Regions from separate parts of the Homo sapiens genome. Here all the other regions are linked to region 3. The links are chromatin loops, found by intact Hi-C in ENCODE. Cell type or tissue: endothelial cell of umbilical vein. All regions are shown on one strand. Each heading gives the region's core, and the rest is flanking DNA. Links, peaks and the distances in the headings are about the cores only. Region 1 has its middle 48 kb from the start of ETS2. Region 2 overlaps LINC02943 (long intergenic non-protein coding RNA 2943). Region 3 overlaps LINC02940 (long intergenic non-protein coding RNA 2940). Region 4 holds the start of ERG (ETS transcription factor ERG).

The links. Peaks named below come from ENCODE experiments on the same cell type or tissue, not always from the same donor. Only the 100,000 strongest peaks of a DNase experiment are listed, where the experiment ranks them.
Region 1: it touches region 3 in a loop (10-fold over the local background); 2 of 110 quality-filtered maps call a loop at or near these places.
Region 2: a loop joins it to region 3, with 3 times the contacts of the local background. A loop is called at or near these places in 10 of 110 quality-filtered maps.
Region 4: a loop joins it to region 3, with 7 times the contacts of the local background. A loop is called at or near these places in 2 of 110 quality-filtered maps.

Annotation. Positions count from the first base shown.
Region 1 is chr21:38,850,968-38,856,788 of GRCh38, forward strand. No RefSeq gene overlaps it. Among named protein-coding and RNA genes, the nearest start is that of ETS2, 48 kb to the left of the region's middle. In endothelial cell of umbilical vein, for the core only: no CTCF peak of the experiment used is centred there; a DNase peak (open chromatin) is centred at 2,664; H3K27ac peaks cover 1,672 bases.
Region 2 is chr21:39,063,790-39,069,610 of GRCh38, forward strand. All of the region lies in intron 3 of LINC02943 (long intergenic non-protein coding RNA 2943), which reads right to left. Among named protein-coding and RNA genes, the nearest start is that of LINC02943, 18 kb to the right of the region's middle. In endothelial cell of umbilical vein, for the core only: no CTCF peak of the experiment used is centred there; DNase peaks (open chromatin) are centred at 2,232, 2,402, 3,222 and 3,692; H3K27ac peaks cover 1,342 bases.
Region 3 is chr21:38,990,837-38,996,657 of GRCh38, forward strand. It overlaps LINC02940 (long intergenic non-protein coding RNA 2940), which reads right to left. Exons shown (of 7, transcript XR_007067867.1): 4 at 1,909-5,821; 5 at 1-188. Among named protein-coding and RNA genes, the nearest start is that of LINC01700, 16 kb to the left of the region's middle. RefSeq lists an enhancer at 1-364. In endothelial cell of umbilical vein, for the core only: no CTCF peak of the experiment used is centred there; DNase peaks (open chromatin) are centred at 2,155 and 2,875; H3K27ac peaks cover 3,180 bases.
Region 4 is chr21:38,496,646-38,502,466 of GRCh38, forward strand. ERG (ETS transcription factor ERG) reads right to left here and starts at 1,832. Exons shown (of 10, transcript NM_182918.4): 1 at 1,718-1,832. The coding sequence starts at 1,735. It also overlaps the pseudogene SNRPGP13. In endothelial cell of umbilical vein, for the core only: no CTCF peak of the experiment used is centred there; DNase peaks (open chromatin) are centred at 1,936, 2,826 and 3,606; H3K4me3 peaks cover 2,316 bases; H3K27ac peaks cover 4,593 bases.

The sequences.
Region 1 (5,821 bases), core at 511-5,510, 140 kb before region 3:
TCTTTTCATCTCTCCTCTCCTATTGTTGGTTCTTCGGCCTTTTGCGGTATTTTTTTTTTGGCAAAAATTCTCATTGTTATCTTCTAATCCTCCTGTAGAATTTTGTTTCAGCTCTGTCCTCTTTCCTGCCCCTAATCCTGGAGCTATGAATGTTCCTGCTAGGAGCCTGATCTTGAATCACAAGTATACAGCTCCTCTTAAGTCCTAGAAGGTTTTAATTGTGGGTTTGTCCAGAAAGTTTCCCTCTGCTCCCTGAATTGCCTGTTTTCTCTGAGATCCTTTCTGTCTTGTCTTTAGTTTCTGTTTGTCTGTGTTAGAGGGCTTCCTGTCTGGTGATCCTTGGCTATCTATTCATAGTTAAGAGTGAGACACTAAAATATTTATCAGAAACTGGTGTGCTGGGGCAGGATTTGCCTGTGCAGTGAGAGGCGAAGTACATGTTCAGAGGAGCCCACATTGTTAGCATCTGGAGCCTGTCCTCTGGGTGATGTTGTCCTCAGAGGTCATCTGTTTTCCTGCTTGCTGGTTATAGGTTTGGCTATGGCTGCCCTGGAGCAGGGATGGGGAAGGGGCCAGAAGTCCACCATTCAGTGTGCACAATTCATATCCCCACCTCACCCTGCACTGGAGTGCCAGCTGCCTCGATTTCCCAGAGGATCACCCTCGAGTCTCTCGTGGGATCAAGGAGCTAGTGTCTGCCTGAGCAGCAGATCTAACAACCCTTGGACAGCATTCAATAACCCACCTCTTGCCAACCCCATCTCATCCCAACCTTTCAGAGGGCCTGGAGTCTGATTCCGGAGCCTCTCGGGTGGATCCTCAAGGTCTTCTGCCTGCACCTCTGACTGCAGACACTCGGTAGCCAGCTTCCTTCCCTCTGCTAAGTCACCTCCCACCCATGGCTGTGTCTGCTTTCCTCTTCAGACATAACTCACATTGTCATTCATCTTATTTAATCCCCAGTCCTGGGCTCCTCATCCTGTAAGGTTCCCTGTTTTCATGCTTTTACTGACATTTTAGGGGGGGTGGGCAGAAAAGTAATGAAAGTACATGTACCACCGGCCATGTTTAAGCCTCTTCTGCCTGGGCTGGGCATGGTTGTTCACGCCTGTAATCCCAGCACTTTGGGAGTCCGAGGTGAGTGGACCACCTGAGGTCAGGAGTTCAAGACCAGCCTGGCCAACATGGTGAAACCCCGTCTCTACTAAAAAATACAAAAATTAGCTGGGAGTGGTGTTGGGCGCCTTTAATCCCAGCTACTTGGGAGCCTGAGGCATGAAAATCACTTGAACCCGGGAGGCAGAGGTTGCAGTGAGCCGAGATCAGGCCACTGTGCTCCAGCCTGGGTGACAAGAGTGAAATTCCATCACCAAACAAACAAACAAACAAACAAACAAAAAAGCCCCCCAAAAAACAAAGACTCTTCTGCCCATGCCTGTCAGATACTGAAGGAAAAACGCAAAGCACCTTCCAGGAAAGCTGAGTCACAGAGGTGCACAGAGCCAACCCAGGAGCTTCTCTTTCTCCCACAGCATGCACCCATCCCTAGCAAGTCCTGCCAGCTCTGCTCTAAACAGGACCAGGCTCAAAGCTCATCTCTTCACCTCCTTCACTACCTTCCCTACCATTCGTCTGGGATTCCTGCAGGCACCTCTGACTAGACTGCCCTGCTGTGTCCTCTTCAGTCTACTCTCAGAAATTAGACTCAGCTGGAGAGATTCCTGTTAAAACAAAAGTCAGATAATATGACCCCTTCATTCTAAACCTTCCGACAGCTTCCCATTTCACTCATGACAATATCCTAAGGCCTTACCATGAACTGCAGAGTCAACACAATCTTTCCATATCACCTCCTACTCCTGGCCTCTTTGCTTAATCTGCATCAGGCACACTGAACCCCTTGCCATTTCTCACACACACTGAGTGTGTTCCAGCCCCAGGGCCTTTGCACTTGCTGCTCGATCCCCAGATACTCCTATGATCATGTCTTCACTTACTTCCATGCTCAGCTGAAATGTTACCTTATCAGAGAGACCTCCATTGTTTTATCAATCCATTTGCGGCCTGAAAAAGTCTGATTGTGATTCCTGGGTTCCAAACACCTTGATCCTTCAGCTGCTGATATTACAATCAGAAATTAATACTGGTTATTGGTATTCTGACTTCTATTTGGAATCCACGAAGATCCCTAGGCCAACACTTCTCAAGCTTTAACGTGCATGTGAACCAGAAAGATGCTAGCCAGTGCTTCTTAGACTTTTACATACAAAGGAATCACTTTGAGAGCTTGCCAAATGCAGATTAAGACTCAGCAAGTTTGGGACTAGACCAGAGGTTTGCATCTGTAACACGCGCCCAGGTGATGTTGAGCCTGCTGCTCCCCAGCTTACCTTTTGAACGACAAAGTCTAGACCAAGGTGAGGATACTGTCCCTCTCATCCCAGACACACAAGAGAGGCTGGGCCTTCATCCCTCCCATCCCCACCTGTGGGCAAGTTACTCCATCAGCCAGAAGATGGTCAGCTCTTACAGCCTCAGAGGTCTAATGACGCAACAGCTGCAGCACCTGCTCCCTGGGTGCCCGCCTGTGGGGTGAGTCAGCGGCTGGACTGAGATGACAGCTCATGAGCATGTCTCCTGGGACTGTGCCTGTGGCCTGGGCTTGGGCCAGACTCCGTCAGCAACTAAATGCACCTGGAAGGCTCTCCTCAGCTCTGCAAATCCCACCAGCTGCCTGACCTGCTTTCCCCAAGCCCTACCACTCCTCTCGCCTACTCTTAACTGCCTTCGTCACCCCAGTTAGGTCAAATGGCATTCTCTTCAGAATGACCTCTACCATCTGTTGAGACTCTGTTATCTGCCAGGCAGTGTTGCAGGCATTTCCCTTGCATCATTTGATTTAACTCTCATAAGTGTGCTATGGGATGACTGTTATTACCTTCTTTTAAGATGAGGAAATGACACTGCAGTGACAATAACTAATTTGCTCAGGATCACAAAGCTGGGAAGTGATGGAGGTGGGATCCCAGGCTGGCTCTCTGATTCCATCTTGGGCAGGGGACATCACATCTGTGCCACCACCCTACTTGTGGTCTACCAGGCTCCACCACCTCCATTATCTTAGTGGACAGGTGGAGAAGCACCACCTCATCTTTGTGGAGGGAAATGCTGTACTTCAGCTTCCTTCATCCTAACACCCAGGGAAAAGGAAACATCCCAGTCCCATCTCAGCTAGCTTTCCTGTATTACCTAATATAAGATGGGATAATAACTGAGACTCCCAGGTGAAGGTCACAGCCCAGGGACACAGGCTCACTAAAAACCTGAAACCTAATCATTGGACTCTATATAGAATGATTCGCCTCCCCCATTTCTGCCCAGCACATCCGCAGTGCTCTTTTGTAGTAACTGGAACACAATATAAGCTATATGTCAGTGAGCTTGAAGATATATGAATAGAAACTTCTCAAACTGAAAGACAAAGGGAAGAAAGACTGAAAAAAAAATGGAGCACCATGTTTAAAAATGGCAGGACAATTACAAAAGGTGTAACATATATGTAATGGGAATACCAAAAAAGAAGAAAGGGAGAAAAGAACAGAAAAAATATTTGAAGTAATAATGACTGAGAATTTTCCAAAATTAATGAGACACCAAACCACAGATTCAGGAAACTAAAGAGAACACCAAGCAGGATGGATATTTTAAAACGTATACCTAGGTATATAGTATATATTCAAATTGCAGAAAATCAAAGATGCAGAGAAAATAATGAAAGAATTCAGAGGTGGAAAAAAAACCTACCTTACGTATGGAGGATCAAGCATAAGACTACATCAGACTTCTCCTCGAAAACCATGCAAGTAAAAAGAGAGTGTGGAGTGAAATATTTAAAGGGCTGAAAGAAAGAAAACACCACTAGCTATAGATAGAATTCTGTATCCAGTGAAATTATCCTTCAAAAGTGAATGGCAAATACTTTTGCAGAGAAAGAAAAACGGAAGGGGTTTGCTGCCAGTAGGACTTCCTTGAAAAAGAAGGGAAAATGACATAGGTGAAAAACTCAGGTCTACTAAAAGGAATGAAGAGCATTCAAGAAGAAAGAAACGAAGGCTAAAATGAATAATTTCTTTTTCATATTTTATGCTAATCTAACAGTTTATCATTTTCTTCAAGATAATAATAGTAAACATGTATTGGGTGATTATAGTTTATAAATTAGTGAAATGAATGACAAAAATGTTATAAGAGATGAGGAAAAGAATTGTGAATACTCTGTGATAACATATTCTCACTACACATGAAGTGGTATTGTGTTATTTGAAAATGGACTTGGATCAGTTTTAAGTGTATATTGCAAAATCACAGGCAACTACTAAAAAAATTGTAAAGAAGTATAACTGATATATAATGAAAGAGGAAATAAAATGGAATCATATAAAATTCTCAAGGAAAATCAGAAAAGGAGAAAAAAGTGTAAGAGGAAAAAGAAACAGAACAAGGGAAACACATAGAAACAGTAATAAATATGGTTGATATTATATCAAATATATTAATAATTAGTTTATATGTCAATGTTCTAAATATGTGAATTACAAGACAGACGCTAGCTGGGTGGATTAAAAAAACCAGACCTAACTGTATGTTGTCTACAAGAAACTCACTTTAACTATAAAGACACAATTAGAATACAAGTAAAGAGATAGAGATAGATATACCATGTTAATGCTGGAATATCTGTATTTATATCAGACAATGTGGACTACAGAAAAAGTATCAGGGCAAAGGGGCAAGAAGGGCGGCGTGAGCAAGTGGAGCCAGGAGGAATTTTAGGGCAGTGGAACTCTTCTATGCTTTACTGTAATCGTGCGTGCCTGACATTATGCATTTGTCAAAACTGCTAGAACTGAACAACACATGGAGTGAACCCTCACGTAAACTATGGACTTTCATGGATAATAATGTACCAGTACTTTCATCCATTTTAGCAAACGTACTGCAACAATGCAAAATGCTGATAATAATAGGGGACACTGTGGGAGGAGTCAAGGGTCTATGTAATATCTCTGCACAATTTTTCTTTAAACCTATCACTGCTCTAAAAAATAAAGCCCAGTTTTGTTTTGTTTTTAAAAAAAGAGGCCACGTGCAGTGCCTCATGCCTGTAATCCCAACGCTTTGGGAGGCCAAGGCAGGAGGATTGCTTGAGGCCAGGAGTTTCAGACTAGCCTTGGCAACATGGCGAGATCCTATCTCTAGGAAAAAAAAAAAATAGCTTGGCATGGTGGTGCATGCCTGTGGTCCCAGCTATTGGGGAGGCTGAAGTAGGGGGATTGCTTGAGCCCAGGCATTTGAGGCTCCAATGAGATATGATAATGCCACTCCACTCCAGCCTGGGCAACAGAACAAGACTCTGTCTCAAAAAAAAGAGAGAAAGAAAGAAAGAGAGAGAGAAGGAAGGAAGGAAAGAAGGAAATTATCACAACTATCGCTTCAGGCGTTGGCTGACCTAGACCTCCACCCCGGCCCTCACCACCTGGCCAGTCGGAGCCTTGGTCCTCTACATCCATGGGGCCCCTACTGCCTGAGCTAGGCAATCTCTCAAGACCCCAGGGCTGGCCTTGGCGGACAGTTCTCTAATTTCATTCTGGGTAAAGGGACCATGAGCGAGTTGCTCATGGCAAAGTCCCAGAGGATGAACAAGAGGCTGTGAGTCTCGGTCTGCCAGAGGGATTCTAGGAGAGAGAAGTAGCTTAATAAGCAAAAGGTGGCAAATATGAGCCGAAAGAAGGCCCCATCCCCTTGTAGTAGACATGCACTT
Region 2 (5,821 bases), core at 441-5,440, 73 kb after region 3:
CACAACTGTCATCACAGCACTTTGAGAGGCTGAGGTGAGAGGATCACCTGAGGTCAGAAGTTTGAGACCAGCCTGGGCAACATAGTGAGACCTGTCTATACAAAAAACATTTTAAATTAGGCAGCCATGACAGTAGACACTAGTAGTCCCAGCTACTCAGGAAGCTGAGGTGGGAGGATCACATAAGCCCAGGAGTTAAGAGGCTACAGTGAGCTATGATTGCACCACTGCACTCCAGCCTGGGTGATTTTTTTTTTTTTTTTTACAGACCCTGTCTCTAAAATATATATATATATTCTTTGCTACTTCTTTGCTGGGTGCTGTGGCTCACTCCTATAATCCCAGCACTTTGGGAAGCCAAGGCAGGAGGATCACCCAAGGCTAGGAGTTTTGAGACCAGCCTGCACAATGTACCAAGATCCCATCTTTGCTAAAATAAAAAAATTAGGTAGGCATGATAGGCAGCTCTATAGTCCCAACTACTCGGGAGGCTGAGGTGTGACAATTGTTTGAGCCAAGGAGTTCCAGGCAGTGAGCTATGCCACTGCACTTCAGCCTGACCTGTCTCTTAAAAAGAGAAAAGAAGAAAGAACATGGTGGAAGTGAAGTGACATTCTGAGACTTGTGAGGTTAGGCCATTAGAACTCTTGCAGTTTCTGCCTGGCCCTGCTGAACATGCTCTCTAGGAGCCCTGAGGCCAGGTGAGGAGTCCAAGCACTCTGCAGGTGCTCGGCCTAAGCCTCAGCTAAGCCTCACCCTCTGGCATCCACTTCAAGTCACCAGACATGGAAGTCAACAGCCACTCAAATACTCTAAACCAACCCATTCACAGCTGAATATAATTAAGTGACTTCTGTTCAGGACGCCTGAAACAGAAGAATCACCCCGCCAGTCCCTGCTCAACTGCCTGGCTCACAAAATCATCTGTCAGTATGAGTTCATGATGCATTTGATCTCAAAGGAAATATAAACTATCTTTAAGAAGATACTGTCCCCTGAAAAGGCCTAGAAATGTATCATCAACCCAGCAGCACTGAGCACTGTCATGCTGCACTGTGGTCTCTAAATACCATTTCCTACCAAAAAGAACGGGGCTGCCTGCAGGAATGGCTGATTCCAGATCCGAAAATGAAAATACACACAATGAATCTAAAATTGTGTCATCCAGAAATCAAAGAAGCTACCAAACATTAATAGGGGCATGCCAAAAGAAATCAGGAGTTCATCTGAATAAAATCTTACTCATCAAAAATAAAGGCCAGGCATGGTGACTCACACCTGTAATCCTAGCACTTTGATAGGTTGAGGCGGGTGGATCACTTGAGGCCAGGAGTTCAAGACTAGCCTGGCCAAAATGGTGAAACCCCGTTTCTACTAAAAATACAAAAATTAGCTGGGCATAATGGTGCACACCTGTAATTCCAGCTACTTAGGAGGCTGAGGCACAAGAATGGCTTGAACCTGGGAGGCAGAGGTTGAAATGAGCCCAGATTGTGCCACTGCACTACAGCCTGGATGACAGAGGGAGACTCTGTCTCAAAAAAAAAAAAGATATAATTTAAGCATCAATAAAAATAATAACTACAATAGGCTGAATCCATAGGTTCATAATAATATTAAAAAGCTCACTGCTCACAACTGGAAGATGGTCATGAACCACATCGCTACTCTGAAGTTGATAAAGAGAAAAGATAAGGCATTTACTAATCTTTGCCTTCACAATACAAACTGCAGGATAACAAAAGAATTGATGGGCGAAAGGATTCCAATTAGTAAACAAAGAAGGGATGATCTAATGTCACATTTTGAAACTCCTAATGAATTCATGGATCAAGGCAATGGAAACCACAAGAAAACCTGAGAGAAGCTGGTTTTAAATACTTTCTGATAGAAGAGCCCAGCAACATCTATGAAGTCATCTTAACACTCAAGAATTTAAACTCAAATCTGATCAAACCTCTAGCTCCAACTACTAAAGTTTAGGAAAAGCAAGGCATAGAGAAACATGTTAGACAAAAGCATGGCACTATAGGAAGTTACAAGGCAAATGCGTTGATTTTTTCAATTAATAAATGACCATACAACCAGAGAGGGACTTATGAACCAATTTAAACAAACTAAACTTGTTTGGATCCCAATTCAAATAAATCATCCAAAAAAATTCTTAAGACAATTTAGGAACTGTAAACACTGACTAAGTATTTGCTGATATTTTAAAAGATTGTTTTTATATGAGATAACAGTATAGTGGTTATTTGTTTTTAAGTTCTTTGTCTTTTCCTTATCTTTCAGATACACACTGAAACATTTAGAGATAAAATTATCTGATTCTTGGAAACTGCTTCAAAACAATTGGGTAAGGGCAAAGATTAAAGAGGTTAGAAAAAACAAGATTGGCTAAATTGATAATTTTTGAGGCTAGGTGGTCAGTACATTCGCTTCATGATAAATGGCTCTCTAACTTGGTATATGTTTTTAAATTTTGCGTTAAGTTTTTTAAAAACCATGCTGACAAATAATTTTCAGTAACATAGAAAATGCTTATGACACAATATTACGTGGGAAAAGGCAGGAAAAAATATCAATATAGTAAGATCCAAGCTATGTAAATCAGTATGTTCAATGCCCAAATGTTTGCAGTGGCTATTTTGGGTGGTGGGCTTATTATGGATAAATGTCATCCTTTACACTAATTTTCCAACTTTCTTTTAATACAATGGGCACATATGACCTGGCGAATTAGGAAAAACAGATAGTTATTTTAGTTTTTAAGAGTAGGTGAACTATGAGCCATTTGAAATAATACTCTTGAGTCTTGAGTCTTGAGTGATGTGTTTAGGTAACATCCTCTGAGAGAGAGCTGGCACCACCCCAGGGTGCCTCTTAGCACCTAAAAGTCACATCTGGTGTAAGATGGCAACGTGCCACTCTGTTTCTGAGGCGCCGTAAACAAAGGATTGATACATTTATGTTTCCACTCAGTATGACCAAAGGAATGAAAAAAGTGCAATAATCTCACATATTTGACTCTCGGATGTCCCCAAAGGAGCGCAGCTTGGTAAATGACTATCACTAGGTAATCACTGTTCTAGAAACTTCTGTGCCAGAGACAACTTGGGCGTTTTACAGTTTTTGTTCTGTTGCAAGACGTGATCCAGGGGATTATGCACACTCCTCTCCTGCCTTTCTCCACAGGAAAGCAGACTGTTAGTCCCTCAGCAGGGCAGAGCATGCCAGGTCAGGGGCTCTCTCAGCAGACATTTCCTCAGAGGCCCGAAGCCCTAGCACCTCCCATAAGCAGGGCCTTGCTTTCCAGTGGAGTGTTTGTGTAAAAGGAATTTTTATGCCAGTGCCCTCTTAGGAATCTTTCTTTAAAATCATATGAAAGAAATGCAGAGAGAGATCTGAGTAAATCCTATACAACCCATAAGCCTAGAAAGTTCCAGAAGCATTCAGAATATTAATACAGCCATCATCAGGCCTTTTCCTCTCCCATGGAGTCATTGGCACCCTGGGAGATCTGGCTGGATAGTTCTGTCCATAATCTCTTAGATTTCTTGGTGGTTTTGTTTTATTTTATTTTTCCTCTTCTTGATATCCCTCCTGAGGATGATTTGACCTTTCTGGTAAAAATCTTAACTTGGGAATTTCTTGGATTTCCTGCCTGGAGATTATCACTCCAACATTTCCATATCGCATCTGCACATCTGTGTGGTTTCCAGCATTTGTACTTCATTCCGTCACTCCCCAGTGGCTCTCAAATGTCTTCTCCAATCTCAACAAACTGCCCTCTGGGGCTGTAAGCTCCATTTTTATCGATGGGAAAATAGAGACACCAAGAGGACTTGGCGAGGAGCGAATTCACCCTTGCCTGGACCCTGCTCCAGCCACGCTGGCCGGCCTCAGCGAGGGGCACCCACACACACAGGCCCAGTGCTCCACTCAGACACCTAAGGAGGCAGAGGCTCCATTAACACACCCTCATCCTCACCAGGCTTCCTTCTTTAGCCACAGGTGTGTCTGCCGTGACTGCATCTACCCCAGCATCAGTATGCAAATAAGCCAAAGGTGCAATGCATGGACTGACCTCCACGTAGATTTCACAGGATGGAACTGCCGTTTACAGGAGTCCTGTATATGGGAATCTAAACTTACCCATGAAAGGCAGAAAAGCTTCGGGAAATCACTCTTCGGGAAAGTAGAAGAAGAACTTAGATAACCCACCACCTCCCAGAGTGCACCCAGATGGAATGGATGCATCCTTCCTCGGGCTGAAAGGTCTGAAGAGAAGCTCCCTAGATCAGAGCCTCTCACCGGATTAAAATCCAGATGCAGATTCAGTAGGTCTGGCACGGCCTGACATTCTGCATGTTAACAGCCCCTAGTTGATGCAGATGCTGCTGGTCCTTGCAGCCCACACTTTAAGTAGCAAAGATTTAGAGCTGAGCTGCCCAATACAATGGCCACTACCTACTGTGGCTGTTGAGCCCTTGAAATGCAGCAAGTTATAATTAAAATGTGCTGCAAGTATAAAATACACACAAGATTCTGAAACTATTCCAAACAACAGATAAAGAGGGACTCCTCCCTAACTCATTTTATGAGGTCATCATCATCCTGATACCAAAACCTGGCAGAGACACAACAAAAAAAACATTTTAGGCCAATATCCCTGATGAACATTGATACAAAAATCCTCAATAAAATACTGGCAAACCAAATCCAGCAGCACATCAAAAAGCTTATCCACCAAGATCAAGTCAGCTTCATCCCTGGGATGCAAGGCTGGTTCAACATACGCAAATCAGCAAAGGTAATCCATCACATAAACAGAACCAATGACAAAAACCACATGATTATCTCAATAGATGCAGAAAAGGTCTTTGATAAAATTCAACACCCTTCATGCTACAAACTCTCAATAAACTAGGTATTGATGGAACGTATCTCAGAATAGTAAGAGCTATTTATGACAAACCCACAGCCAGTATCATACTGAATGGGCAAAAGCTGAAAGCATTCCCTTTGAAAACCGGCACAAAACAAGGATGCCCTCTCTCACCACTCCTATTCAACAAAGTATTGGAAGTTCTGTCCAGGGCAATCAGGCAAGAGAAAGAAATAAACGTATTCAAATTGGAAGAGAGGAAGTCAAATTGTCTCTGTTTGCAGATGACATGATTGTATATTTAGAACACCCCACCGTCTCAGCCCAAAATCTCCTTAAGCTGATAAGCAACTTCAGCAAAGTCTTAGGATACAACAGCAATGTACAAAAATCATAAGCATTCCTATACACCAATAATAGACAAACAGAGAGCCAAATCATGAGTGAACTTCCATTCATAATTGCTACAAAAAGGATTAAATACCTAGGAATACAACTTACAAGGGACGTGAAGGATCTCTTCAAGGAAAACTACAAACCACTTCTCAAGGAAATAAGAGAGGACACAAACAAATGGAAAAACATTCCATGCTCATGGATAGGAAGAATCGATATTGTGAAAATGGCCATACTGCCCGAAGTAATTTATAGATTTAATGCTATCCCCATCAAGCTACCAATGACTTTCTTCACAGAATTAGAAAAAACTACTTTAAACTTCATATGGAACCAAAAAAGGGTCTGTATAGCCAAGACAATCCTCAGCAAAAAGAACAAAGCTGGAGGCATCATGCTACCTAACTTCAAACTATACTACAAGGCTACAGTAACCAAAACAGCATGGTACTGGTACCAAAACAGATATATAGACCAATGGAACAGAACAGAGGCCTCAGAAATAATGCCACACATCTACAACCATCTGACCTTTGA
Region 3 (5,821 bases), core at 353-5,352:
GTCACGCTGACCTCAAAAATCCTCCAGGAAAATCAAAATGACACCAATTCACAGGATGTTCCCCAAAGTCCTAGTTTCACAAACTGGAAAACAGCGCAACCCAGCTGTGGTCCAGAGGTCCTGGTGACCTGGCAGCGACAGAATCTTCTCAGGCTGCCTCTGTGCTGCCCTTCTGTGCTGGGATGCACCTGTTGGGGAAAGCTGGGGTTAGGAAACCCAGTGGGTGAACAGGGAGAACTCAAGAACCAGCGAAGAAAAGCAACAACAGGCATATTCACATTTTAAAATGCTTCAGGTGCAGTTTACATACTCTGTAGAGGTTGGTAAAAGTTACACAAATTATGCAAATATCATGTGGCTCACCTACTGTCATGGACAATATTGTGCACCCCACAAAATTAATATGTTGAAGCCGAACTCCCAGTCAGGGGTGACTGTATTTGGAAGCAGGGCCTTTAAAGAGGCGATTAATTTAAGATGAGGCCGTTTGGTGGGCCTTAATCCAATCTGACTGGTGTCCTTATAGAAAGATACAGAGACCCCAGGATGCATACAGGAGGGGCCTCTGCAAGCTGAGGAGGGGACTCAGGAGAAAGCAAACCCACGGGTGCTTTGACCTTGAACTTGTGACGTTGAGCTTCCAGAACTCTGAAAAATAAACTCCTGCTGTTTAAACCCCCAGTCTGTGGTCCTCTGCCATGACAGTCCCAACAAACCAATACAAAGACAATCAGAGAGCCAGAGGCCACGGGGCTCCTGCCGGTGTGGGTGCCTTAGGCAACACGCCCCATCCCTGGGGTCCTGGGCGCACCAAACCCACCCCTGGCTCCTGGATACCACCTCAGGACCACAGCTCCATTCATCCAGAGGCCAAGTGGGCAGCCTGAGGCAGTAAGAAGAACACTCACTGGAATGAGCCGTTCAGGGCTTTGGGATCCCCTCCTCCAGGCAGCCTTCTCTGGCTGCAGCCACCCTCCTCTGAGCCAGGTACCCTGCACTACTCCTCCAGGCTCTCAAAGAACCCTGGAGTCCCACGTATCAGAGCACTTTCCACACCGTGTGCTGACTTCCCGGCTCCCAGAGCCCAGCCCTAGGAGATCCTTGTTCTGGGGCACGTTTCTGCCTTTCCTTATCCCTATCTTTCTCCTCCTCACTCAGCACCTGGCCCTCGATGAGCAGGGTTCTCATATTTAACAGCTGTCCACTGGTCATGACACCTGGGTGCTGGAGGGAGCAGGAGCATGGGCACTGAAGCCTGCTGGGCGGGGGGTCCAGATGCTACTGAGCGGAGAAGGAAAGGTGTCTCGGCAGAGTGAACAGTGTGTGTGCCGGCCCAGAGGTGAGCCGCAGCAGCTGCGGTGGCTGGAGAAGTTCAGGAGGGTTGTGGAAAAAAGCAAGAGGAGGTGGGGAGGGCTTCAGAGGGGGCTGGAGAGGTTGGTAAGGGCTAGGCCACCAAGGACCCTATGAGCAGTTCAGGGCTTTAGGATCTACTGAGAAGGGAACAACCCTAGGGGTTCTCTGCAGGTTGCAAGCCCTCTGGCCCCCCAGTGGCCAGGGGTCTTCAAATCCCATAACCCCCACCCATGGTATTCTGCCCCTAAGGATGTCCACGGATGAGAAGATTGGCCTTCCAAGATTCTCCATCAACCCCTCAGCGAGGCTTCAGCAGCACTGAGCCCAGCAGAGACTTCTGTAGCACCCGAAAGCCTCCTTCTGTCTTGGGAGCCTCATCTGATCTGCTGTATCATGCGTCCCTGCCCTCTCCTCTCTGGGGCCTCTTTCCTTCCATCATCAGGGGAACTTGCTCCCCTGAAAGGAGAGGGCCAAGATGGGAACATTGTGCTATGTCAGCAGCCAGACACACAGCCCGCTGAGCTCCAAACAAAAGAAGTCCCAGGACCCAGGCACCTTTGTCAAAAGACAGCCAATGTAGCCTCTGTTCCAGGAAGGCTCCAGCCTGTGGCCTGTGGGGGTGAAGACAAGCTCCTGCACAATCTGGCCCATTGGATATAAAACATCTATTTGACTTCGGAGAGGGGAAAATATATCACATTGCTAAGATGTCCTTGGTTGCAGTGAATAGCCCAGGGAGAGGTGGAACAATTCATTCCAGAGACCAGCATGAGTGAGGAAGTTGACAAGGACAACGTGGGGCTTTCCAAACAAAAGAAGGAAGAGGCCAAGATAAGGATTTGGTACATTTGGCCAACAAATGGAGGAAATAATCATTTCCAAACCATTCTTGAATGTGCATTTCATCCATATTTATAAGAATGCAAGCCTGCACACGCTTTCCACCCTGTGTCACCCCATCATGGGCAGGGACTTGGTTTACAGACTTTTATATTTGCAGATGGCATCTCTCGTGCACATACATTTTGCGTATACTTTGACATAAATAAACCCGGTTTGGTTTTAAGAAATTTTAAACAAGTGATGTAAAAATATTGAAATAAGATGCTAAGGTTTATTTGGAGTTCTCCTAGGATGCTGAAGAGGTGGAAAGAATAATTTCCAGAATGAAATAATTCCTCAAACATGTTAGACATTATATCAACTCTAGCACAATGCTATGTATGCAGCAAGAGGGTGATAGTATCTGTGATTGGCTGAATTAATTAATCAATCTTAGGCATTCAACAAATATTTATTAAACAGTTAAATGAATGGAGGCAAGGGATAGGATTGGTGCATTTAAGTTCACATGTTAACAAACCCCCATAATAAGCTTCAGCAGTTGTACAATTTGTTGTTGGCATCCTAAGTTCTGAAATGCAATATATTCTACATTTTCTCCCCCTTATTTCCTCTCCCAAAGTTTCTAAAAAATGAAACAAAACATCCGTGTGCATGAGTGATCCCTGGCAACCTGCCATAGTCCACATTCCTTCTCTCTGAGACTCTCTCTGATATTCAGTTCTTGGCCTCCACTTGTCCCCAGATCATGTCCAGACGGCTGCAGGCTCCAAATGCCCAGAAGTCAGCTAATCCCAGGATCGGCAACAAACCTTGGCTCTGGGCAGACCTCTTACCTTTTCAAGAGCTTTTTCATTGGGTCTTTGATTTTATTTCACCAACTCTGTGAGTCAGGACAGGCATGTTCTCGTATTCTCACTCTCTTTCATACAGACACATACATGCACAAACATGAACACTTACCCCACATGCTCATGCTCACCTCATCCAAGGAACCCAAGGCCCTGGCGTCCAGAGAATGAGAGCTCCCGGGGCTAGCTGCTGAGGGTCAAGGCCGAAACCAGCTCAAGATTTCCTTCCCCCACCAGTGCCGTCCCTGTCCCCATGCAGGGCAATGGTCCACCCATTCCCAAGAAAAGGCCTCCAACTCCCTTCGTCCAGTTCCCTGCCCCTGGGCCTGTCCTCATTCTCGCTCTGCTGAAGTTGACACAGGCCTCGCTCCTGTGCAGGGGTGGGACGCGGTGGGGGAGCTACATTTAGACAAGGAAAGGGCCCCCAGGCTTCTGAGTGCGCGTACACACAGACAGGCCTCTGGGACATATTCTGGATGGCTCTGGGCAGATGGCTGTGTTTCCTCTTTTTTCCAGAAAAAAATTCCAGACGACGCAATGATCACAAATGCCAATATCCTAGTAATTGATAGGACTGGATCACACTATGTGAAAAGAAAAGGCGCCCCACAGGCTTTATATACATGTGCGCCGTGCACGCTCTCTCTGTCTCTAGCTCTGTCTCTGTGGACCTGTGTCAATGCTCTGTTGGTCTCTGTCTCTCTTTGTGTGCTTCTGTCTCTCTCTGTGTGCCTCTGTCTCTCTCTGTAGCTCTGTCTCTCTCTGCCTGTGTTCCCCTATGTCTCTGTCTGTCTCTGTCTCTCTCTGTAGCTCTGTCTCTCTCTGCCTGTGTTCCCCTATGTCTCTGTCTCTCTGTCTCTGTCTCTCTCTGCCTGTGTTCCCCTATGTCTCTGTCTCTCTGTCTCTGTCTCTCTCTGTCTCTGTCTCTCTGTGTGTCTCTCTGTCTCCCCTCTCCCTCTCTCTCTCTGTCTCTCACACACATATCCCTCACTGTGCGTCCAACTCAGCTCAAGCCCGTCTCCCTTGCACTTCCTATAAGCCCCTCTTGGAATGGCCTACCCAGAAGGGGCACTCAAAAGTGGGGACGCATTAACTTTCAGAATATCTGACCTCGCCACATGACCTCAGCCGGACTCTGGGTCCATGCAGGGAGTGGAAAATATCCCCAAGTGTAGCTGAGATGAGGCCTTGGAGTTAAGAGGTGAGCAGAGGAGAAGAAACCAGAGAAGAACATTAGAAAGAAGAGATTTGGAAAACTTTCTTTCATTAAACAAATGCCCGCCATGGCCAAGCACCTTTTGTATGTGAGGTGCTGTTCTAGTCACCGGGCCTGCGGCAGGAAGGATGAGACAGCCCACCCGCAGGAGGCTGACTGGAAGGGAACAGCCTCGGGAGACAGAGAAAGACAGGAATGAAGCGCTGGGCACAGCCAGCAGTAATACATGCAGCAGAAGAATGAAGCAAGGTGAGGGAAGAAAGCGTAGGGGGTGCCTGCAAACTTAAGCAGTGAATTCATCCACCAGGGCTGCCATCACAAAGTCTGCAGACTGGGCGGCTTAAACAATACACATTTAGTTTTTCACACTTGTGGAGGCTACGAGTCTGAGATCAAGGTGCCGGCAAAGTTAGTTTCTCCTGAGGCCCCTCTCCTTGGCTTGCAGGTGGCCTCTTTTCCTCGCCAGGTCTTCAAACGGTCTTCCCTCTGTGTGTGTCCTAATCTCTTCTTATAAGGACACCAGCCGGATTGGATTAGGGCCCACCCCATGACCTTCTTTTATCTTAATTACCTCTGGAAAGACCCTATCTCCAAATTCAGTCACATTCAGAGGTGCTGAGGTTTGAGGCTTCAGCCTATGGATTTTGGGGGACACGATTCAGCCCATAACAGATGTGGTGCAAGCTGGACACCCTCTGTGTGGACCCGCAGACCCACCCTTCCTGCTTTTCTTCTCTGCCCTTTGCCCCAGGACACCGACCTACAAAATGCATTTATGACTCCCTGCCTCCCAGCCCCATGAAGCGGGAGCACATGAAGACATGCCAAGGAGGGAGGAGGGTGTTTATCCCCGGCCCCTCCCTGCTTGCTTGCTTCAGGCAGGCAGCATCTCTCTACCCTGAGGCAACAGCACCTGTTAGGAGATGCACCTGCTCCATCCAGCTCTCTCCCCAGGTTCTGCTGATGATAATGGCTGCCTCCCCTTGGCCCTTCAGACAGAGCACTGGTAAGTTCTCCCCACTGTCTCTAGACCTGGGGTGTTGCAACAACCTAAACCCTGCCCCCAGCTTTGTAATAGTACCTTTCCTAAATTCTACTCTTAAATTGCCACATCTTAGTGGGCCATCCGACCAATACAGGGGGATCAGGCAGGAAGAATCAGAGAAAGAAAAAGGAAATCAAGAAAAAATGGTGTCCCAGAAGCCAAGATCATTTCAAGAAGTGGGGCATGATCTTGTGATAAGAGTTGCAGAGGTTAAGAACTTGAAGAGAGGCCATGCATGTAGGAAGATGTGGGGGGCCCAAGCAACCCCAGTGGTTGGGGCAGTGGAAGGCAGGATGCTCATCAAAGCAAAATAAACTTAGTTAAGGAGAAGTAGGGGCAGATTTCATAGTCAGAAAACACACAACAACCTTATCCATGCCACAGTCCACATTCAACAAGCACTTGTTGCCTTGAAGCCCTCATGACTCCCCAGTCCTGCGTGCAGGACACCCATGAATGTGTGTGCATGTGTGTTGTGTGTGTGTGCATGCGTATATGGACACATACACAGAC
Region 4 (5,821 bases), core at 268-5,267, 490 kb before region 3:
ATAGTACCTTAGACAAGTGTAAACTATTATTTCCAAAAAAGTGTTCAGAAAATCACAAAATATTCAAACTTTCAAAATAGCTTCATGTATTCATAAATGTATACTTCAAATTAAACAGTATAACACATTTGGATGTTTTGCAAAATGTACCTACCTTCTAAAGGATGGTCTGTTATTTCAATGTCCTTTTTAATGCACTGAGTTTTTTGGGAAAAAAAACCACATAAGATCGTACCCAAGCTATTCAAGATTTACACAGAATATTTGATTTAACATGCATATGAATAAGGATGAAAATAAGAACAAAAAAATAACATTTTGGGTCACAAAATCAAGTAATTTCTATTCATGTAGCTATAAGTAGGGCACATTAACTCTCAATTTTATAATTCCTGTCTATAGGAGCCATATTTCAGCAGATTCCAATCCTTGAAGCCAAAGAAAGAAAAGTATAAGGTGAAAGTTCTTGGTACACAGATTTTTAATATATTATTGAACACACCTTGAGAAATAAAAGCTGAACTTCTCAAACACAGTTTCTATGGTACATATGAGTCAAATCTTCTAATACAAACATTTCAAATTATGAAAATACCAAACCAAAGAGTATTTTTGAAAATGGCTTGGCCCAATTCTGGGCAAACTTCCATTTTCTTATGCACTTTCCAACAAACTAAAAGCCTTATGAAAACACCACCAAATGCTTCTCACCTCCGTGCAGCAAAACTAAAGACATGCAACAAACACAATTTTCTTTTCCCTCCACTCAGCATCTGCTTTTGTTGCTGATTTTTCACATTTCTACAAATGTCACGAAGGCATGGTGGCCTTTAAAACAACTGAACGGACCCCCATTCAAGACTGCATGCCCCTTGACTTGTAGTCACCATTAAATTGGCTTCATTTCCAGGAATCAGGCCATATTTAGGATTGTACCTGTGCAGATTTACCTCCACATTAATCTCTACATGCTATCTACTAAAAACTTAGGCAAGGAAATGCATCAGACCAAACACCCCACAGCACAGAGAACCGACCGGCCATTGCTTTCCAATCTCCGCAAACCTAACCATTGCTGGAAGAAATCTTACTCACAGTGCACAGACAGTAGGTATTTTATTGAAGATAAACATATAGTGGAACAAACCAAATTACCCCCATTTGAGTTACGTGAGCACTCAGTTCTCAGCGTGGATGTCCCACAAATCAAGTCAACATTTGCGTCCCATTACCAGCAGCCACTTGCCGAGTATCTCTTCGCTTCCACTGGGACTGCCTGGCATCCCTGATGCTAAGGAGCCACTGAAGAGCCTCCAAATGTCTGACATTCACAAACGCATCTTTTGCTTTGACCCGACCCTTCAACCTCTCCGAGTCTGCTGCCTTTTCTCAGACACACATCCAGGCACCGTTAGGGATAGTTAGAGAATCTGAAAATTCAGAAGCGCTCCGAAAAGCCTTTCCAAAAGTAATCCACAGCACTCAACAGTGAATTTAGAAACCCCAATTTTTTTCTGAGTTTGAAGTTTTTAAGCCTTGCGGATGGTTGGAGTAGGAAAAAGGAAATTTACTAGGCAGTGCAAAGGAAATCTTGTTGTCCTCTATTGTGGCAGTGGGGGTGTTGCCCAACCCTAACTTATCTGCCTTGATAAAGGAAACCAAAGAAAAGAGTAACAAGAACAAGATTTTGTCAAATTAAAAGGAACCCTTTCCTTACCTTAATAGTGCTGGCCATAATGCGATCAAGTTTATTGATCGTTAATAAATGTTAATAATAATTATTGCTTCTCTCTGACCAGAAAGTAGTTTTGATGAGGTTGTTTAGAGCGGATGAGATTGTGCTAAGTCTGGGAAATGAAGTCAGCCAATGGCAGGAAGAGGTTTCTATTGGTCCTGGCTGTCCAGCCCAAAGAAACAGGATATTTGGGAGTGGAGAGATAAGAGACCCTGAAAACAATGTTGTTTTTCTTGATGATATGCAGCCAGGAGATTTTTTTTTTTTAATTAAAAAAAGAAAAGGCATCAATTGGGATGGGGACTGCCACAGCAGGTGTGACCGGTGTGCCGCCGTGTGACACACTGCACTGAGACCAAGGCAGGATGCAGATGTGATGGGACTCCGCATGGCTTCACACGGGCTGCAAGCACCTTGGAGCCAAGGCGTTGAGGGCACCCCACTGCCCTGGGTGTCAGCCCTTCGCAGCCCAATTCTTCGCAGAATTACTAGGACAGAGGACTTGAGCTCCTTTCTCCTAAAAGGAAACTTTGCAGGTGGAGTTTATTTCATGTTAATAGATGGCCATGTTCAGTAACAGCCATTGCCTGGCTGATTTTTAACAACCTATATTTATTCAACATTTCATATAAGTGTTCCAGAACAGTTTCATTTTCTCCTTCCAAATACCTGCACTTTTTATTTGCTCTACAACAAAGTTGTTGAAAACGCAAGGACTCTAGGCTTACAGTAAACACAAAAAATAAAGAGGAAAAATAAACCTTCCTAAGTCTTGTTTTCAAGTATTTATTAAAACCCAAATAACTGAAGTGACTACAAATGTCCCGGAATATCAGTGAGCTGGTCTCACTCTGACAGACATCCATGTTGCAGACAACAGATCCTCATAGAACTTTTGGCTACCCAGAGATGCCATGTGAGGGCCCCATTACATGTCTAAAATCCAAGCTATAAGTTCAGGGTCACAGGTCTGTTTTCTCCTCGAAGGAAGTACAGCGAATGCAGGCCTGAACATTCCTTAGAGGGTTTCAGGACTTTAATTACTCATTTTCAGGAAATTGCTTGGAAGAAACATTTTGCTTTGAATCTAGCTACAGGAACGCAGGACCCATAAAGAGGTGTGGTCTCAATAGGCGACCCCAAGAACACAATAGACTAAATCCTGAGTCATCTGACAATTCCTGGTTGCAGAGCTGGACGTTCAGTAAATGGATTTCACTCAGACTTTAGGCCGGCATGTGTCAGAGTTCTGTCCACCAGCCCAGGTCATTCTGGCTTTTATTATATACCTCTGATTTATCACCTCATGTTAGGACAAAAGAAGGAGGAGAAGGAGAAAGATAAGGGGGGAAAGGGAGAGGAAGGAGAGGAGGAGGAGGAGGGAGGGAAGAGGGCGAGAAAAAATGGAGAAGGAGAAAGGAAGGACAGAAGAGAGAGAGAAAGGAAGGAGGATGGGAGGAAGGAGGGAGGAAGGAAGGAGAAAGGGAGGGAGGGAGGGAAAGAAAGAAGGAAAAGAAAAGAAAGAGAGTATATTGTAAGAAAATCATTCTGTGGAAATCAGAACCTAAGTTCTCAGCACCTACATTATGAGGGGGTGTTGATTTCCGCTCTTTTCATCTCTGAACAATGAATAAGATGGCAGGCTGATTAAAATTCTGTTTCCCCGAAAATTTCAAAGTCCTGAGCTGTTTTATCTGGGCAGCTTCCACTAGAATTCTGGAGTGCGGAGGAGAAAAGCTCTCTCAGCTTCCCTGAGTGTCCTTGCTTTTTGTTCTCTCCTAAGAAGCATCAATGTAAAATGTTAACTGTGGCCTCCACAACACATGGCACCTGATTATGCCTTTACCAAACACCAGCTTTAAATAAGATGAACGCTTTGCTAATGAAATAGCCACGGAAGAAAATCCTGTGTGGTCCCGCCTCACCCACGCCTCGTGGTTGCTAATCCAGCCCTCAGTTGTTCCCTGCAGCAGGAAAGATCAGCATTTCTACTGGGACCTAATGCTTCAGTGATGATTTGGCCTTAACTCCCTGGTTCTTGCCTAATGCAAATCAAACTGTGAAGAGTGGGATTTCTTACCTCTCTATTTTGAAATAATTTCCAACTTACAGAAAAGCCACAAGATAATACACCAAACTCCTAATACCCTTTGCCTGGTTAACTCTGATTGTCTACTGGTGCCAATGTACATCATTTTCTCTGCTTTCTCTCACACATGCTCTCTCTCTCTCAATCTCTGTCTCTCTCTCCCATATTTATTTATGTATAACATACATGCATGCATATATCCATCATTTTCTAACTAATAAAAATATTGTTTTATAAGAGACAAATTTATTTATTGGATACTAAAAAAGAGAAAAACAGATGCTATTATTTGATCAATATTCGATCCATAAGTTTTACTGCGTCTAATTTTGGAAATGCATACAAACATAAAAAGTGATCTAATAAAAAGTTAATTTGGGGATACTGAGTGGTAAATTCTGTTCCAAAATTTTACAAAGGAAACTCCTCCTCATTTCTAATGACAAAATGTTTGATTGATTCCTGTTGTCTTCAAAGAGAATAATTCTTGATGTTTCAAATGGCATCATAGCATCCAAGCCTGGTAATCTCTGACTATTTAATGTAAAGTGTTTTAAAAAAATCTTTGGCTCTTGATAGGACAAGGCACATCTTTTTTTTTTTTTTTTTTTTTTTTGGGACGGAATCTTGCTGTCGCCCAGGCTGGAGTGCAGTGGCGCGATCTCGGCTCACTGCAAGCTCCGCCTCCCAGCTTCACGCCATTCTCCTGCCTCAGCCTCCCGAGTAGCTGGGACTGCAGGCGCCCGCCACCACACCTGGCTAATTTTTTTTGTATTTTTAGTAGAGACGGGGTTTCACCATATTAGCCAGGATGGTCTCGATCTCCTGACTTCATGATCCACCCGCCTCAGCCTCCCAAAGTGCTGGGATTAAAGACGTGAACCACCACGCCCGGCCAAGGCACATCTATTAACTAGAATATAGCAGTGCAGAAACCGTTTCCCAAATATTATCCTATGGGGAAATTATCTGAAGATATAGATATCACTCTAGCTTTCCTCACTTGTACCCCAAGTCTATGTTATTAAATGGCCTCATCCCTACACCACCCAGCAGCCTAAGAACCAGGCTGCCTTTCCCACCTGATACCTCCTCTCCCTAGGGAAATATGCCCTCCAAGCCACCACGCGGACCAAGTTAGGGGGCAATCTGGCACACGGCCCCTACCTGAGGCCCGTCCTGCCATGAGCCTATCAGGGCAGGGTCCTTTTTCACTCTCCTTGAGATGCAGTAATCACCACACTAGACCAGCACAGCCCATACAGTAGCTGTGGACAGCAGAACCTATGAATAAAGCACACATTTCCCTTGCATGCTTCTCTGCCACAAACCCATCCCCTGTGAATCTGCCAAAACCTTCCACTAGTCTCCTCACATTTTACTCCAAAGAAAGAAACAAAATAATATAACATAAATATACCATAAATTCACTGTCACAATAAAAGAAACACTAGTATTTATTTATCCTAAAATCATTTCTTCCCATTTTCTAAAGATCGAACAAGTTCTCATTCTTGTTCCCTTACTAACTTCTCTGTATGGAATATGGGGAGGAAGGTTAGGAGCTAAGAACACTCTGAATGACAGCCACATGGTTCTCAATGTAATACATGCGCAGAGCAAAGAGAGGAGATCCGTCTGAACCTCCACATCTGTGGGGACACAACAGAAGATTCACTCATGACTCATTCACGTCTTTATCCCTGCCCTATACATCCCTACAATGGAACGCCCTTCCTCCTCAAAAACATTGCAGGAAAATGATGTCGTAGATGAACACTTAGCAATATGGAAAACTGCTCTGATATTTTACCTGGTTAGTTAAAAAATCACAGTATATAGGAGAATTATATCCATAGACTCATTTTGTTAAAAATAAAAAGGCAGTTGGGGATGGCCGTGCATTCTGTTCCAAAGCATCTGTGAACCTGAGGAATAGACACCATGAGCGAAGCTAACCTTCCCGAGTTGAAAAATGAAATGCAATGGTGGCAGAC